Linked DNA regions of Homo sapiens: region 1 is linked to region 2. The links are chromatin loops, found by intact Hi-C in ENCODE. Cell type or tissue: Caco-2. All regions are shown on one strand. Each heading gives the region's core, and the rest is flanking DNA. Links, peaks and the distances in the headings are about the cores only. Region 1 holds the start of USP27X (ubiquitin specific peptidase 27 X-linked). Region 2 overlaps CLCN5 (chloride voltage-gated channel 5).

The links. Hi-C counts contacts between places; a loop is a spot of excess contacts. Peaks named below come from ENCODE experiments on the same cell type or tissue, not always from the same donor. Only the 100,000 strongest peaks of a DNase experiment are listed, where the experiment ranks them.
Region 1: a loop joins it to region 2, with 13 times the contacts of the local background. A loop is called at or near these places in 6 of 110 quality-filtered maps.

The regions. Positions count from the first base shown.
Region 1 is chrX:49,875,299-49,883,631 of GRCh38, reverse strand. It overlaps USP27X (ubiquitin specific peptidase 27 X-linked), which reads right to left and starts at 4,148. Exons shown (of 1, transcript NM_001145073.3): 1 at 1,074-4,148. The coding sequence starts at 3,324. The coding sequence ends at 2,008. It overlaps USP27X-DT (USP27X divergent transcript), which reads left to right and starts at 4,276. Exons shown (of 2, transcript NR_026742.1): 1 at 4,276-4,541; 2 at 4,885-6,908. RefSeq lists silencers at 3,797-3,876, 3,917-4,326 and an enhancer at 8,268-8,333. In Caco-2, for the core only: CTCF peaks have their summits at 4,347 (motif pointing left) and 6,666 (motif pointing right); DNase peaks (open chromatin) are centred at 4,181, 6,141 and 6,631; H3K4me3 peaks cover 2,185 bases.
Region 2 is chrX:50,077,693-50,086,025 of GRCh38, reverse strand. It overlaps CLCN5 (chloride voltage-gated channel 5), which reads right to left. Exons shown (of 15, transcript NM_001127898.4): 8 at 5,310-5,432; 9 at 4,179-4,385; 10 at 1-46. Among named protein-coding and RNA genes, the nearest start is that of MIR502, 67 kb to the right of the region's middle. In Caco-2, for the core only: no CTCF peak of the experiment used is centred there; a DNase peak (open chromatin) is centred at 4,265.

The sequences.
Region 1 (8,333 bases), core at 228-8,227, 200 kb after region 2:
TTGCCAAGTGCCATCCAAAGTCACCCATCTCTTGAGCTCCCCCATCCTACAAGACACCAAAAATAACAACTTTTTACATTTTCTCCTGAAAATTATGAGCCCTAGGTGTTAATGAAATCTCGGTTATGAAAGGAAGGTGTATTGGTTCATTAACTCATCCATCCATTCATTCATTCAGTAAATGTTTTGAATACCTACTTACCATGTGACAGGAGCTAAGGGAATGAGAATGCATCCCAAGGTACAAGAGGAGACACAACTCCTGTCCTAAAAAAGCCTATAAGCTAGTTGTGATGCACCCACAGCCACGTAAATAAACATATATTTCCAAATGAGTTGACCATGAAGTAGACTTGGGAAGCAATGGGGAGCCCAGCCTTTTACCAGAGCCAGTGGATCCAAGCCCCATGGATGTGATACGCATTCAATTTCCCTCCAGGATTATCTAGGTAACAATTACTTTTGTACCTGATGCTGATGAGAGAAGGACTCATAGTGCTTACCCCATCCTGGGTTCATCCCATCTGTTTTGGCTTAGCTCTCTGCAGGCTGCTCTGCCCTCTGACAGTATCAGGGAAGGGGCCAACAAGCCACTCTATCAATATCCCTGGGCTGATGGGCCAGTGAACTTTGGAAAACAGTCTTTCTACTGATCTGTGCCTGTGAGTAAACATAGCAACCGAACCCATAATGTTTTTAGAAGACGAAGACCACCAAATTCCCTCGTGTGCAAGCCTGGCAGCCTACTGGCCATGAGAGTCCCATCACTGGGATCTGAATCATGAAAGCAACATGACTGTCCTCCAAAAGGACAGAATAATGACCTTATGGGACAGCTGTGGTCCTTTCCACCCCCAATCCCAGGTGGCACCCACTGTGATGCCCTGCACACAAGGGACAAAAGTGGAGTTCATTGCCTTGGTACTCTAAATAGACAGCATTGGGGAGGGAGTTGTGGAGAATGTGTGTGTGACTGTATGTGACATGATGTGTGTCCCTTCTGTCCAGGGGTCTCAGGCAGGACTGACCCCCACCTCTGATGCATTCTGGGCCTGGTCCAAAGAAGTTTCAGGTTTGGATCCAACAAACGTTTACTGAGTCCCTACAAAGTTCCAAGCCTTTTACTTTATACTTTGACACATTTTTATATCATTTTATCTTTAACAATAACCCTTTAAGGTAGGAATTATCTGCATTTTACAGATGATAAAACAATCGCAAAGAGGTTCATTGATTTGCTCAAGTATATCATACAGCTTTTTTTTTTCTTTTTTTTTTTTTTTTTTTAACACACACACACTATACTCTTAGCTGAGGCCTGTCTGCGTTGGTTGCTTATCTTACAGCATTTCTTGTCTTCTCTACTTTTGGAGCGACGGCTCCCCTTTTACAAGCCCCCTTATTTCCTCTCCTTTCACTAGCCCAGGTGGGCTTTTCTTGTTTTAATACTGCATTTAATAGCACAAAAAATCACGAATACAAAGAAACTGGCAAAGGTGTTTGTCAATGATATCCCTGCCTCCTCCACTTTTCTGCTTTCATACCCATATATGTAATGGGCTACATTTTTTAGAAACTTTTCTTTTTCCCCCCAAACATATAACTGTTATGTGATTGGTCAATTGAAGCTGAAACACCCATGGAGAAAGATGTTTTACGGTTACAAGGGCACACTCCCCCCCCACCACCCCCCTCCCCCCCACACTTTCCCACACAATCTTTTGGAGGAATATAGGATATGTACCAGTGTCAGCATTTTCCTGCTCCTGCCTTCCTCACCCAGAGTGTTTCTACCATTTAATTTCCCTTTCATCAACTGCTTAGACTAGAGCCTCTTCTCCCTCCCCTTCTATTTCTCTTCCAATCAGGACCTTTTGGACACTGGGTACTGTTCAATTCTTACTCTGTCAGGCCCATGGGCCATGGTCAAGTAGGTCCTTTAGATCTCGATGCCAGTTGTAGTATTGGTGTCGTCATCTTCCATTGCAGGTAGGTCTGTGTGTCACTTCAGTAGGCTTGTGTGTTCATTTCTTTCACTTTTTCTGACTCATGTTCTAGCACCTGTTTGTGATAGAACAGTAAATACCCTTCACTGTCCAGTACGTCCTTAATACTGGCCTTAGTGATGACGGCATCATCACACTTGAACCACTGGTCCTTGTGGTGCCGGATGAAGCTGGTATAGTGGCCACTCTCCAAGGTTCCTTGGTGATTAACCACAGCAAACAAGGAATACTTATTTTCGTTGTTTCCACTATTGGTTGGCAGCTGCAATTGTCCATTCATTCTGCTCTCTTTACTTGAGGCCATAAACGGCGTCATATCCAGCTCCAGAGGAAAGGAAATGTATGTAGTGATCTTGCGCCTCTGTTTCGCTGAATGTTCAAACCGTTTGAAATGAAAACAGGCAACGACAGGTAATTTATTCATTGTGAGCTGTTTGGTAGATTCCTGGTAGCTTTGGCAACTACCACATTTGATTTTGGCACTGCTTCCTAAGTGCTCTGGCCTCGTAAACCTCCGCAAGCAGTCCGTGAGGGTGGTGATTCCTGGTATGTGGCTTTCCCCGTTCACACTGCTCTCCCTCCCTGGGCTCATGGGCCAGAAGGAGGTGCAAGAGCCAGGCAAGTCCAAACTAATGTCCCAGCATGGGTCTATCGTGGTGGAGACGCCATGGCAGGCTTGACAGGTGACATCAGACTGCAGGCCACCTGTGAAGATTTGGTCTATGATGCAGTTACAGTGGTTGGGATTGTTGGCCGCCTTCCCGACATCATCACCTTTGCAGTGCCTGTGCAGGACATCTAACGCTGCAATGAGGAACTCGTGGGCATCCTGTTGCCTGTACCCTGCTAAATGGCGGGCATGTATCCACACCAGGTGCAGTAACTTATAGGGCACATGAGGAGACGGGTTTCCAGAATACAACTCCCGAAACAGCGACGACATCTCACAGACCAGACACAACTCGGGACTCGGCATCTCACATCGGTGCCTGTCAGAGAGAAAGAAATCTCTCAGTATCGGCGTGTGGGTGAGGGCCTGGACAATGCAGTTCATAAAGCACGTGTTGCCAAGATTGATGAGTCCTCTTAAACCGATCGTAAAGCTGGAGGTGATTCTTCTTCTCCTCGGGTTGTGCCCCAGCAGTTCTAATTCTGGTTTGGTTGTTTCCCAGGTTGGGAATTTCTCACCAAGGCCTGGCACTGAACACTGCTGGTGAGAAACCTCTGTTGAGGTGGAGGCTTGTAATTTCAAAGCTTCTCCTTGCTCTTCTTTGGCAATTTGCTCAATGTCTTTGTCATATACATAGTCCTTACACATAAAGCAGTATATACCTCCGTAATACAGGTCTACTGCTAAGTTGTGTTGTTTCGTCTCTGCGTGCTCGTGAATGTGTTTCTCCGTGAAGCAGCCAAAGAAGACACAGGAAAGGCAAGAGTGGAGTCTGTTCAGATGGGTGCCACACACATGGCAGATGCAGGACTTTGCCTTGCTTTTCCTGGTCTCTGGGGTTCCACACCACACGAAGCACTGGTAGATAACCCGCAGTTCCTGCCTCCAGTTCTCTCCCACCTTAAAGCTGTTCACGTGAGAACAGCCTGGTGGCCCCACGGCAAAATCCACATCCAGGCATCCGCCCCCAGGGCCGCGCCGGGGCCGGGGCCGGGGCGGGGGCCGGGGCCTAGGCTGCGGCGGGGTACGGAGCCGGGTCTGGGGCCGGGGCCGGGGTCGGCGGCGCGGCGCACGACTGCGACGCGGAGAGGGATCGGGGGGCCGCGGTGGATCGGAGGGAAGGGTGGGGGGAGGAACCTCGTCGCTGTTGCCGCCACCGCCGCTCCGCGCTGGGTTCTCATCCTCCAGCTCCTGCTTCGGCTCCTGCTCCGCCTCCCGGACCGGCTCGGGTTCGGGCTCCAGCTTGAGCTCAGCCCGGCGGCCCGGACCCTCCGCCGTCTCCACCTTCCCAGCGGCGTCCACCTTCCCCGCCGTCTCCACCTTCTCGGTGGCGTCCACCTTCCCCGCCGCCTCCGCCTTCCCCGCCGCCTCCGCCTTCCCCTCCACCTTCGCCTCCGCCTCCACCTTCCTCTCCGCCTTCTCCGCCGTCTCCGCCTCCTCTACCTCCTCCGCCTCCACTGGCGGCGGCTCCTCCCCCTGCTCGCAGGGCTCGGGCGGCCACTGGGCGTGGCGGCGCGGGGGCCACGCAGACCTGGGGTGTCCCCCGCCCGGCCTGAGGGAGCGCGGTGGCTGTGGCAGCTGGACCCAAAAGGGACTTTCACTGAAGGAGGCGGCGGCGGAAGCAGGCGACGCCCCCGGGAATCCTCCCGCCGAAGCCCCCTAGTGGAGGCTGCTTCTGCAGCCAGGCCCCGTTTCCTTTAATTCAGTATTTTCCAAACTTGCTTGTTCACGAGAATCACGTGGGGAGCGTGTTAAAATTACAGATTCCTTGGCTCCACCCGCAGGCCTACTGAATCAGAATCTCGAAGGGAGGTACTCCGGAACCTGTATCTCTAACTAGGGCCCCAGAGGCTGCTTATGATCAGGCAAGTTTGGGAAACACAGCTCTAATTCATTGAGGCTGGCGGGAAGGGGGGCGGGGACCGCGCAGTCTCTTTAAGGCGCTTCCAGCTCTCGGCTCCAATCGCTGCTCTGACCCCCTTCATCGTCTCCTCCCCTCTCCTCGTCCTTCCCCTCGTCTATGCAGGCTTCCCTCGGCCACTGCGGGGCTGGGGGCCGAGCGGGTGCCAAGTCCAGAAATGTTTCTGAGGCTGTGAAATGTCCCCTCTGAGGGGGGTCCTAGGGAGCGCAGGCAGAAGCCGTGACAGGCCATCATTTCGGCGGCCGAGCCTGCCTCTAGCCTCGTCCCTGTCTCCCTTCCCACGCCAGGTCCTGCGCTTCCCGAAAAGGATGAAGCTCCAGCTGCAGTTCTGGGGAGGCCTGGACCCCAGCTCCGGGGGGGCCGGGCTACCAAGGCCGCTGGGCCTGGAGAGGCGCGTCCCTGGCCCATCTTATCAGCGCTCTGCAGGGTCTGGGCCTGCTGCTCGCGTCCTCCTGGGCTCCCAAGGCCACGGGTGGGTTAATGGCTTGACAGCCGGCCTCCTGGCCCAGCAGACGCTGAGCAGCCCGATGGCACAATCCACCTCTTCTCTCCAAGGCCAGCTGGAGGGACGAGGCACGACAAGGCCATCCCTACAGCTGGCACTTCCCCTACAGCTGAGAGGGGGCCTAAACTACAGGACACACTCCCAAGACCCTTAAGCCCTGGCAGCATCCCGGGGGAGGGGGGCAGCAGGTGGAAGTGGAAAGAAGCCTGTGGAGCTGCCAGCAGGGAGAGGGAGTCGGACATGAGGCTGAGAGGCCTCTGGGAACCCCTGTGCCAAGGGGCTGCTGGCACTGGGCAGCAGCACCCCAGAGCCCACGAGGAGTGTGCCCAGAGCAAGTGGCTCAGACCTGGGTCATGGCTCGAGGGTGTCGGGCTGTAGCTGCTGGTCCCAGAGAGTGCAGCCCAGGGCAGGCATCAGGACAGGAGTAGGAGGAGAAAGAGTGTTCTAGGAAGAGTCTAGTCCCCTAATCCTGGTGGTGGCTGGCTGTAGCCTAGTGCACGCTGTCTGGCTTGTGTGGCTGTGCTGCCTGAGTATACATACCCTAGCAACATTCTCCTTGCTCAGCACTGGACATCAGCTCTCCACCTGGCCCCTTCCTCTAGGGAGGGGATGGGGAGGCCTCCTAGGGTTAGCAGCAGGAGTTGGGCCTCAGGAATCAGGAGCCCTTGAAAGGAGGATGCGTGGTTCCCATAAAACTGAGGGTTGCCCTGGGCCCTACCCTTCCTGAGTCAGCTCTTGCTTCAATTCCTTGAAGCACCCCAGCATCCTTTCAATAAATGCCTGCCCTTTGTGGCCTGCAACCAGAGGAACTGCAACTAGCACACTCACTGAAGGAATCCTGCTGCTGCTGCTGCTGCTAAAAACAACCGAGGTCATGGATGAGGGGGTGGAGGATACTCTCATCCCACCTCCAGACTGACAACAAAAAGACCTAAAGATCTCTGTGTACCTGGGACTGTCTACCATTGAAGATTAGCCATGGTAACTTGTTGACTTAGTGATCAACTTCCTGCAGAAGCCCATAGGTCCACCTGGACTCTGCCCAGGCCAGCGTGTTCTGAAAATGGAGGGCTCTGTCACCATTCACTCAACAAATGTTTATTCTGCACTGACCGAGGGCCAGATGTACCAAGAGCTGTGGACACAGCACTCCAACTTACTCCAGGGCTACTGAAATCAGGGATGGCTTCCCCAAAAGGCACACTAAGGAAAGTCTATGTCACTAGCAGAGAAGAGGCACCAAAGACAAAAAATCAAAAAAGAAAAAATACCAGAAACAGTTTGACATTTGATTTTTTTTAAGTAGTCCTCGTGGGAAAAATCAGAACTTTGTTGTACTTCCTTACATTCATTTCCTGATTACATGATGCTTTTGTTTTGAATCACGTGTGGAGGGTGTCACCAAAATCTTTAGATGCTTTGTCCTTATGTGGATCTGGACCCAGATCCTAGCAAATGTTACCATCTCTGCCTCACAAAGATCTGACAGAATGCAGGCAGTTGGGGCTATCCTTAGGAGAGACAGCTCTCCTTCGCAGTAGATGCACCTGGGTGATAAATCCAACTCTGACCACAAGGTGGCAAAAGAGTAAATGACAATTCCTCATATATGTTTTGTATGTTTATATAAAACTATTGGTTTATATAAAATGCTCTCTAAAAATATTAAGAAAAACGTGTGCTCCTTCACACATTTTTGGGTTGATGTCTGATATTTTGCATCACAAATGTCAATTGGCTACAAATAATGTAATTTGTGACAAATGTTAATATTCAAAAATAAAACTGTTATGTCACTATTTCACATGAATCCGGTGAAACCTAAATACCTTAGTGACTTGAGAGCCACCATCATCTGTTTTAAAAATGTATAACTGAGCTCTTCTTTGATACTTGGAAGTTGTACATTTTCCCTTTTCTCAGCTCTTAATTCCATTCTGTTTTTCCAACAGAATTTTGTCTCAATAATTGTCTGTTTTTTCACTTGAAATGTTTTTGATTATCCTATCGTATTTCTCTGCAGCAAAAATGTGTATATATTTTTCAATTTAAATGCTCTTTAAATGTTCCTCTGATTATAAGGCTCTAAGTGTTGTTTAAAAATTTGCTCTTGTTTGAATTATCATGACAATTAGTATTAGAATAAAATGGATCAAAACATTGTGAATATATTACAAATTTTGATAGGTAATTATTAAACGTAAAACAAAAGTTCATTGTAGATAGGGCTTTTTTAAAAAAAATTAATGGGTGTATCCATGGATAAACATTGCTTTTTGCTAGAATGAGATAGGCTTCAGCATCAATTCTCTTCCTATTTTTTGTTTGGTTAAATGTTAGCACACAGAAACCTCATTTATATGAATAAGTGAATAGGAATGGACATTTTGTTTTAGCAATGCACGCAAGTCTTTGAATTCCTTTGGAGATATATGGGGGGAAATTACACAATGATTTATCCTCAAAATTATTTCTCATGATTTATCAGCTGATAACTTCATAGGTTTTTTCTTCAATTCTACTGGAAGCAAAGAATTGGAAACCATCTGAGTTGCAAAAGGATTTTATCCCCATTCATTTGTTAGAGCAAGTTGTTTGTTTACCATCGTCAGCATTGTTCGGAATTGTCTCTCCTGTGCCCCAAGGATTTTACATCACAGGGCAGCGCACCCAGGTTAAGATTCAGGATAGGTAAAAGATATGCTTTTTCTTTTGTAAAGTGCAAAAAGGACCATTGTGAAAGGGGAGATAGAAAAAGAGAACCAGTTTGATTCCTACACTGCAAGTATGTTCTCTGGCAGGTCAATTTTAAAAGACTACACAGGAAATTTGAGGATATAGAAATTGATCCCCTTAAAACTCCTGTACTCCAGGGTGATGCACATTCCACTTTAAAAGTTGCTAGTTTATATTTATTATTATAAAAGTAATATATACAATATTCGTGTTTTTTTAATAACAAGGTATACAAGGCATAACATGAAAAGTTAAAGCTCTTCCCTCCCCCGCCAATCACACCCATTTTTATTCCCCTGAGATAACTACTTGTTAGCACTTTCACATTTAGCCTTTAAGAAATTGTCTATGCAAATACAAGCATGTTTTATACATGCAGTTGTCCCTTGGTAATCCGTGGGAGATTGGTTCCAGGACCCCTGTGGATACCAAAATCCATAGAGATTCAGGTCCCTGATATAAAATGTTGTGTAGTATTTGCATATAACCTATACA
Region 2 (8,333 bases), core at 69-8,068:
CTCCAAAGGCTACAGATACACCAGCTGCTGCTGCAGCCGACAAGACCTAAAATCCAAAACTCAGAATTAGTGACAGAATAATGCTGCTTTCCTCAATCACTCAATCACATTTTTAGAAGAAATGTTAGTAGTTACTGAACATTTAAAAATACCTCTAGATGTTCCATATCATCAAAAACAAAATTCAAACACTGTATGCTGAATTTTGAATACACATGCATAGTTCACATGCTTGACCAGGTAAGAGGACCTTTCCTTTGTAATTCATTTAGCCATGTGTTTTATTCTAAATTATGCACCGCCCCCCCGCCCTTATCTCCCATACTCCCAATTCAGTAACTGCATTTGAATTTCTAGGCCTATTTGTTCACCATCTAAATGATGTACTTACAGTGATGTATTTATTTATATGGAACTTTGCAAAGGAATGCTTTTTAAATGAGATGTTCAAGAAGGCTCTAATGACATAAAACTGAAGTCACAATTGGTTCACAGTTATTCAGCAGCTGCAAGTATTCATGCAATAGGTATTTAGAGTCTCTCGTACCCTGTGTCCTACTCCATGCCCAATAACCTATGGACACAGAAATAGGGAGGTGACTAGATTTTTAAGGGAAGACTTAAGATATGGCAAGGAAAGGGACTAGGAGAGAGTGGGAGAGGAAGAAGGAGCCAAAGGGAAAAAGTGATAAAGAGAGAAAGAATAGTGATACTTAGAGACCTCCACCTCTGTGTAGGTGTGTGTGTACATGTAAAATGTACATGACAAACACTAATAATGGCAAACAAACCAAAATTAATAGATGGACCAAGTCCTTTCATTGGATTCTGGTTGCTATGGAGAGAGATGATTTGAAGAAGTAAAGAAATATTTTAGAGAAAGTTGAACAAAATTACGAGTTTTGAAGAATAAAAAGGTCCTTGGCAAAATAAGCATATAGGATTATCTGGAAGAGTAGGATGGCTCAGGAAAATGATGGGGAGGAAAGAATGGAATCTCTGGTGCTAGCTGGAAGGGCTTTGAAATTCCTAGCTACAATGGCTTTCATTTAAGAAAGATGAGGACAGCCAACATGCAACTTGAGAAAGGGGATTTCAGTGACTATGTTTAGGATGAATCAAGAGACAGAAAGAATCGGGGTAGCTAGTTTGCTTTAATTTTATATTGTAGAGTGGAGTCTGTCTACACCCTTCTTTCTCAAGTCTGTTTTACTCTCAACCATCTGCCCACTTTGACAAGGCCATAAGACAAAAAAGGTTGCCGCTGATGATGAAAGCAACAGGAAAAAATAACTGGAAAGTCTAAATAAGTGCTAGAAAGTAAATTTAAGATTCAAATACTAGCCGGTTGTGGTGGCTCATGCCTGTAATCCCAGCACTTTGGGAGGCTGAGGCAGGAGGATCACTTGAGCCCAGGAATTCAACACTGGCCTGGGCAACATGGCAAAACCCAGTCTCTACAAAAAAATTCACAAAATCAGCTGGGTATAATGGCATGTGCCTGTAGTCTTAGCTACTGGGGAGTCTGAGGTGGGAGAATTGCTCAAGCCCAGGTGATGGAGGTTGCAGTGAACTGAGATCACACTACTGCATTCTAGCCTGGCCAAAAGACTGAGACCCTGTCTCCAAAAAAAAAACAAAAACAAAAACAAAAAAAACCAATTCAAATACTGTCACGCACCACGTAACAACGTTTCAGTCAATGATGGACCACATACAACATGGTGGCCCCATAAAATTATATTATATTTTTACTGTGCTTTTTCTATGTTTAGATGCACAAATATTTACCATTGTGTTACAATTGCTCACAGTATTCAGTATAGTCGCATGCTGTACATGTTTGTAGCCTAGGAGCCATAGGCTATATCATAAAGCCTAGGTGTGTAGTAGGCTAGACCATCTAAGTTTGTGTAACTTCAATCTATAATGCTTGCACAGTGACGAAATCTCCTAACAATGCATTTTTCATAACATATCCCTGTCATTGAGACATGACTGTATTCATATGAGTCTAACTGGAGAAATATATGGCATCTGTAGAGAGAAACAGCCAAATCGAATTCCCCTCTTATTTTATTAGAAACTATTTGAACAAAAATGCCAATTTTTAGAATGAAAGTCCCCAGCAATCTGTAGTTTCAAATTCACCTTCATCCATGCAAAACCAGCAACAATCACCACTTCACTCTTAACCATTATAATATTTTTTTAAAAAAATTTCAAACACAGAAAAGGTGAAAGAATAGCACAAAGAAGTCCTACATATCTTCATGTAGCTTCTGTAATTGCTACCATTACTGCATTTGTTTTATGATTCTATTTTTTTCTGAAGAATTGGAATTTCACTCAGAAAAGTCAGTTGCACATATAAGGCTCATGTACCCTGAAATGCTTCAGTGCATGTAGGATATAAATGCTTTTATGTCCTAAAAGCAAAGACAGTCTCTTCCATAATCACAGTTCAATGATCAAAATAGGAAATTTACACTAATAACTGTTATTTGATCTATAAATCTCATTCAAATTTCATAACTGTTCTAATAAAGCCCTTCTAGAAAAAAAATGTTTTCTCAACTCTTCCCTTCTGTTGAATGTCATTCCCATTTAACAACCTCACCAACTTAACACTACCTTTAAGTCCCTCTACTGCATGACAGGTAGTTAAACAATCTACTCATATTTCCCCATCTTCTCTCCTGCTAGCTTTCCTCTCCTTTCTAACAGTGCCAGGACCTTTCTCCCTTGAACCAACAAAATTTATTCTATATTTGAAATCTCAATATCTTTGAGTTTCCTTCTGGGTCTTGTGGTTAATTTTTTTTTTTTTTTTGGTTTTCATAAGAAATCATTAGGTTCCTGTTTTGTGAAAAATCCTTTTAAGTGAAATGACCTTAGTCTTGACCCATTCCATATGTGACTTCTTTGTAATTCAAAGAAAATAAAGCAAGAGCCATTATTCTCTTAGGCCCTTAATTATAGCAAGAAAAAAGTAAACCAATGACTTGGAACTTTTTTTTAAAAAAGTCCTTCCTCCTCAAAACAGCATACATTAACAACTGCATAAACATGACAGCCACTACAGAGGTGCCATGGCGGGACTAATTTAGCTGGGCTGAAACAAAAGGTAGAGAGAGGTCCAATACAGAGAGAAACTAATTCAAGTATAGTGTTAGATAGAAATAGAAAGTGAAAAAACCGACATCTGAAACATACACTGCACTTATATGTACTATTCCATAGCAATAAACAACTTCTTTTAAAATCTATTCTTTCTGTAACTTATTTTGTAAGAGAAGCAATATATACTTGAATAGAATTACATACAATAAAAAGTTAAAATCCTTACTTCTCCTTCACTACCCCTCACTCTCCCACTCACCATAGATAAACATTTTTAACAGTTTGACGTGAGCCAGGCATCGTGTCTCATGCCTGTAATCCCAGCACTTTGGGAGACTGAGGGAGGAGGATTGCTTGAGCGCAGGAGTTCGAGACTAGCCTGGGCAACATAGTGAAACCCCGTCTCTACAAAAAATACAAAAATTAGCTGGGTTTGGTGGTGCGTGCCTGTAGTTTCAGCTACTTGGGAGGCTGAGGTGGGAGGATCATCTGAGCCAGGGAGGTCGAGGCTGCAGTGAGCCGTGATCATGCCACTGCACTGCAGTCTAGGTGACAGAGTGAGACCCTGTCTCAAAAAAAAAAAAAAGTAAAACCAGTTTGGGGTAAAACCACCTTCCAGACATTTTCTATCAATAAGTGCATGTACACTTTTAAAAAATATGAATTATATTATATACATTACTCAGAAACTGGCTTTTAAAATCAAATGGTGTTTCATAGCCAGAATTCCAAGTCAATATATAAAAGGTTATCTCATTTAATGGTTGCAAAGTATTCTACAGTATGAACAGAATAGTATTTATTAGATCAGTTCCCTATTGATGGACATTTTTGTTGCTTCAGTTTTTTACTATGTTGACAGACGCTGCACTATCCTTATACACCTTTGTGCACACACATGCTAGGATATCTGTAGGATAAATTCCTACAAGTGGAATTGCTGGGTCAAAGGGTGTTTGCATTAACATTGGTAGAACTCTCAAATTCTCACCCCCTAAGATTGTATCATTTATGCTCACAACCAAAAAGAGACTATTAAGGCCATTCATTATTACCTCTCTGCGCTTGGCTTCATTCTTCCTGTATTTGTTGAAGCAGTGGCACAGGATGTTCCCACAGCAGCAAGCCACGTGCACTAGAGGGCCCTCTTTGCCCAGGCTCAAGCCAGATGACACTGCCAGCACCAAGGTGATGGTTTTGATAACCAGAGTCCACTTACCCAAATAGCCCCTAATAATGAAACCACTCAAGATAGTTTTTATCTGCAGGTTAAACACAGAAAGATTGAATATAGACTAAGGAAGTCAACAAGGCTAAGAAGCAAAAATCTGGACCTCATTATAGAAACTGCACCTTTTGAATAAGTGACATATAAATGCTTGACCTACAGTGATCCCTGTTTGGAAGAGAGCCCAGGAGCCCAAGAAAGCAAGAACTGTTCTTTAAGCTTTCATGTTCCCCCTTTTTAGGGGGAGGGGAGTGATAGCTGGGCAAGGATGTATTGTAAGTATGAGAGTGTGCATATATGAAGGAGGAGCTGGAGAGGGAGGGATAGGTGTTTTCCTCATGTTACAACGTGGTAGCCCAAGAGGCATGTTTTGAGAGGACAAGGCTAATGTCCCTGAAACAACCTTAAAGGTTAGGTATAGTCTTGATTCCCTGGCTTAAAAAAAAAAAAAATTGTGACTTATTACCTGGTCAGGAAACAGGGAAGGGCAAAGTCATCCTGGTAACCTAAGTCTCAGTGTCTTTAGTCACTGTCAAGCAATCTAAGCCAAAAGTAGTTAGAAACAGGGTTTTAACCATCCCATGTAGCCTAAATCATATTGTGGGAAAGGTACCAAATGATTTTCTTTCTTTTGCCCTGAAAAAGCTGACAATAACACTGCTTTTTCAGGTCAGAATCTTGGGATATACTCTGGAAGCTTTTTGGATAGGGAACAGGGGAAGTTTTCCAGAGCCTGGCTCAACAGGAACCCTCAGGAGGCTAAGAATCAACTCCCTTTAATTTCCTGGTAGCCCAGGCTGAGAGGGACTTGTGGAAAGACCTAGGTCTTAGATGGCCTCAGGATCTGATCCTGTTTAACATTCATCAAATTGTGGTATGTGCTGGAATACATATTAAGAGATTTTAACCAAAAAGTATTCATATTGTAACCATTTATAAACCATTTTAAGAGACTCACCTCAGGGATTCCAGAGCCACAGGCATAAGGCGCAAACACCTTGACAAGAGATACGGCAAGGAAGGCAAATAGGAGAGCCCAGAGGACGTACATGAAATAATTGACTATGTAGGCAAAGGCTCCCTGGAACAGGGGGAAAAAGAAGCTTGTTTTAGCCTAGACAGCTTCAGTGAGACATGCAGCTCTTCTGAGTAATGTTTTTTCAGGAAAAAAAGTCCAAAAAAAAAAAAAACCACCGAGATTAAATTGTTCAAGACTTTTCTTTCTGAATTGTCAACTACTGAAACACTGTCAGGCCACTTAGTACTGAAAATGAGATGCTTTGCTACACCCAAAGGAAATTTACCATGGATTCTAAGGATGAACAAGGAAAAGAGCAAACGGAAAACCATGAAACAAAATTCTCTTTCTATATGAGTGCTTTGATGGGTTTTGTAGTCAAATATATATGATTCCATGTCATTTTACCAAGAGTCTTAAGAGCACCCCCCCAGCTTTTTTGGAATGGCTGAACCTTGGCTTCACATCTGAAGTGAAGAGCGGATCTAAAGTTCCACTAAATTCACCTTTGGCTACTTACCTTGGTGTCAAATTCTCATAGTTTATAGTAACAAAATTTTGGGTGTTTGGCTTTTTTCTTTGCTTTTTAAAATTTTTTTATTGTATGTATTTAAGGTGTACAACATGATGTTTTATATATATACATATAGCGAAATTGTTACTACATTGAAATAAACTTACATGCATATCACCTTCCATAGTTACCTTTCTTTGTATGTGTGGTAAGAGCATCTAAAATATACTCTTAGCAAATTTTTAGTATACAGCATTATTAACTCTACTGTACATTACCTCTCTAGACTTATTCACCCTACCTCACTGCAAATTTGTACCCTTTGGTCCACTTCTCCCCATTTCCTCCTCCTCCATGCCCCAGGTAACCACCATTCTGCTCTCTGGTTCTGTTTACTCAACTTTCTTTTTTAGAGTCCACATATAACTACATCTTCAAGAAAATTTTGGTACCACAGACTCAGGAACAACCATATAAGTAGAAAGTTTTGGACCCTGGTGGTACCAGATATAAATAAATAAAATGGAAACAACTATTTTTTAAAATAGAAAGAATATACTTTTTGAGACTATTCCCCTGTGATAAATGAAGCATGCCACAAAAGAAATCTAGCTTTGACCAGCAGGAAAGATTCATCCATATTAAAGGGCCTGCAAATAGTCATGTCTTACAAAAAAAGCAATTTTGATTAGGAAGTTATGCTTGCTGGTAGAAATATTAGGAATTGCAACTCACTCAGTAAATACAAAACCCAATGGACTTTTGACTTCATAACACAAAACACTATTAAAGTAACTCACTGACCTAGACAAAGAGAACCAGAATGCTCAGGTTTTTTCTGAGTTGTAAATTTGACACAGGTTTTCCATTATCTTAGGCCCTCAGAGGAACACATGATTGCTATTTCTTTGCCTTTCCAATGTAGCTAAGGAGGAAGAAGACTGCAGAGGTAGGAAATGAAGAGGGTAAGGGAGTGAAAGGAAAAGTAACTCAAACTGGCCAGAGGCAGAGACCAGGAGGGCAATTTCCTGGCATTTGGAGAAGGCTTCTTAAAACCTAGAGGAGGCCGAGGCGGGCGGATCACGAGGTCAGGAGATCAAGACCATCCTGGCTAACATGGTGAAACCCCGTCTCTACTAAAAATACAAAAAAATTAGCCGGGCGTGGTAGCGGGTGCCTGTAGTCCCAGCTACTTGGGAGGCTGAGGCAGGAGAATGGCGTGAACCCGGGAGGCGGAGCTTGCAGTGAGCCGAGATCGCACCACTGCACTCCAGCCTGGGTGACAGAGTGAGACTCCGTCTCAAAAAACAAACAAACAAAAACCAAAACCTAGAGGACTCTTTCCCCAGGGAAGGATTTCGTTCATAAAAAGAAGAGCCAGAGAAATCTGTCACTAGAGCAAATCTCAAGCTCCAGTTTGAAAGTAACTGTTGGAATGCTTACACACATACAGCTATAAAGGGGCAGCATGAGGCAGCCCTGCAGTGATAGAACAGTTCTAAATCTTGACTGTGGTGGTGGTTAAACAAATGTCCACATAGGACAAAATGGCAATGAACTATGAACTACATGCGTGCGCGCACATACACACACACAAATACATACATAAATCAATGTGTGTAAACTAAATGGTGAACTAAAGTCTGTGGATTGTACCTATGTCAATTTCCTGGTTTTGCTATGGTACTACATTTATGCAAGCTGTTGCCATTGAGGGAGGGAAGGCTGGGGGAAGGGTACTGAGGACCTCCTTGTACATTGTTTTGCAACTTCCTATGAATCTGTAATTACTTTTGTGTGTGTGTGTGTGTGACAGGATCTCACTCCATTGCCCAGGTTGGAGTGCAGTGGCACTATCATTGCTCACTACAGCCTGGATCTCCTGGGTTCAGGGAATCCTCCCACCTCACCTTCTGAGTAGCTGGGACTATAGGTGGTTGCTACCACGCCCAGTTTTTTTATTTTTAGACACAGGGGTCTTGATATATTGCCCAGGCTGGCCTCAAACTCCTGGCCCCGAGGGATCCTCCCTCCTCAGCCTCCCAAAGTGCTGGGATTACAGGCATGAGGCACACCTCACTCAGTCCTTGGAGGAGAGGATTTTTTTTTTTTTTTGAGATAGAGTCTTGCTCTGTCGCCCAGGCTGGAGTGCAGTGGTGCGATCACGGCTCACTGCAACCTCCGCCTCCCAGGTACAAGTGATTCTCCTGCCTCAGCCTCCTGAGTAGCTGGCATTACAGGTGCTCACCACCATGCCTGGCTAATTTTATATATATATGTGTGTATATACATGTTTTTTTTTTTTTTTTTTTTTTTTTTTTTTTTTTTTTGTAGAGACAGGGTTTCACCATGTTGGCCAGGCTGCTTTCAAACTCTTGACCTCAGGTGATCCACCCACCTTGGCCTCCCAAAGTGCTGGGATTACAGGCCACCGCGCCTGGCCAATTACA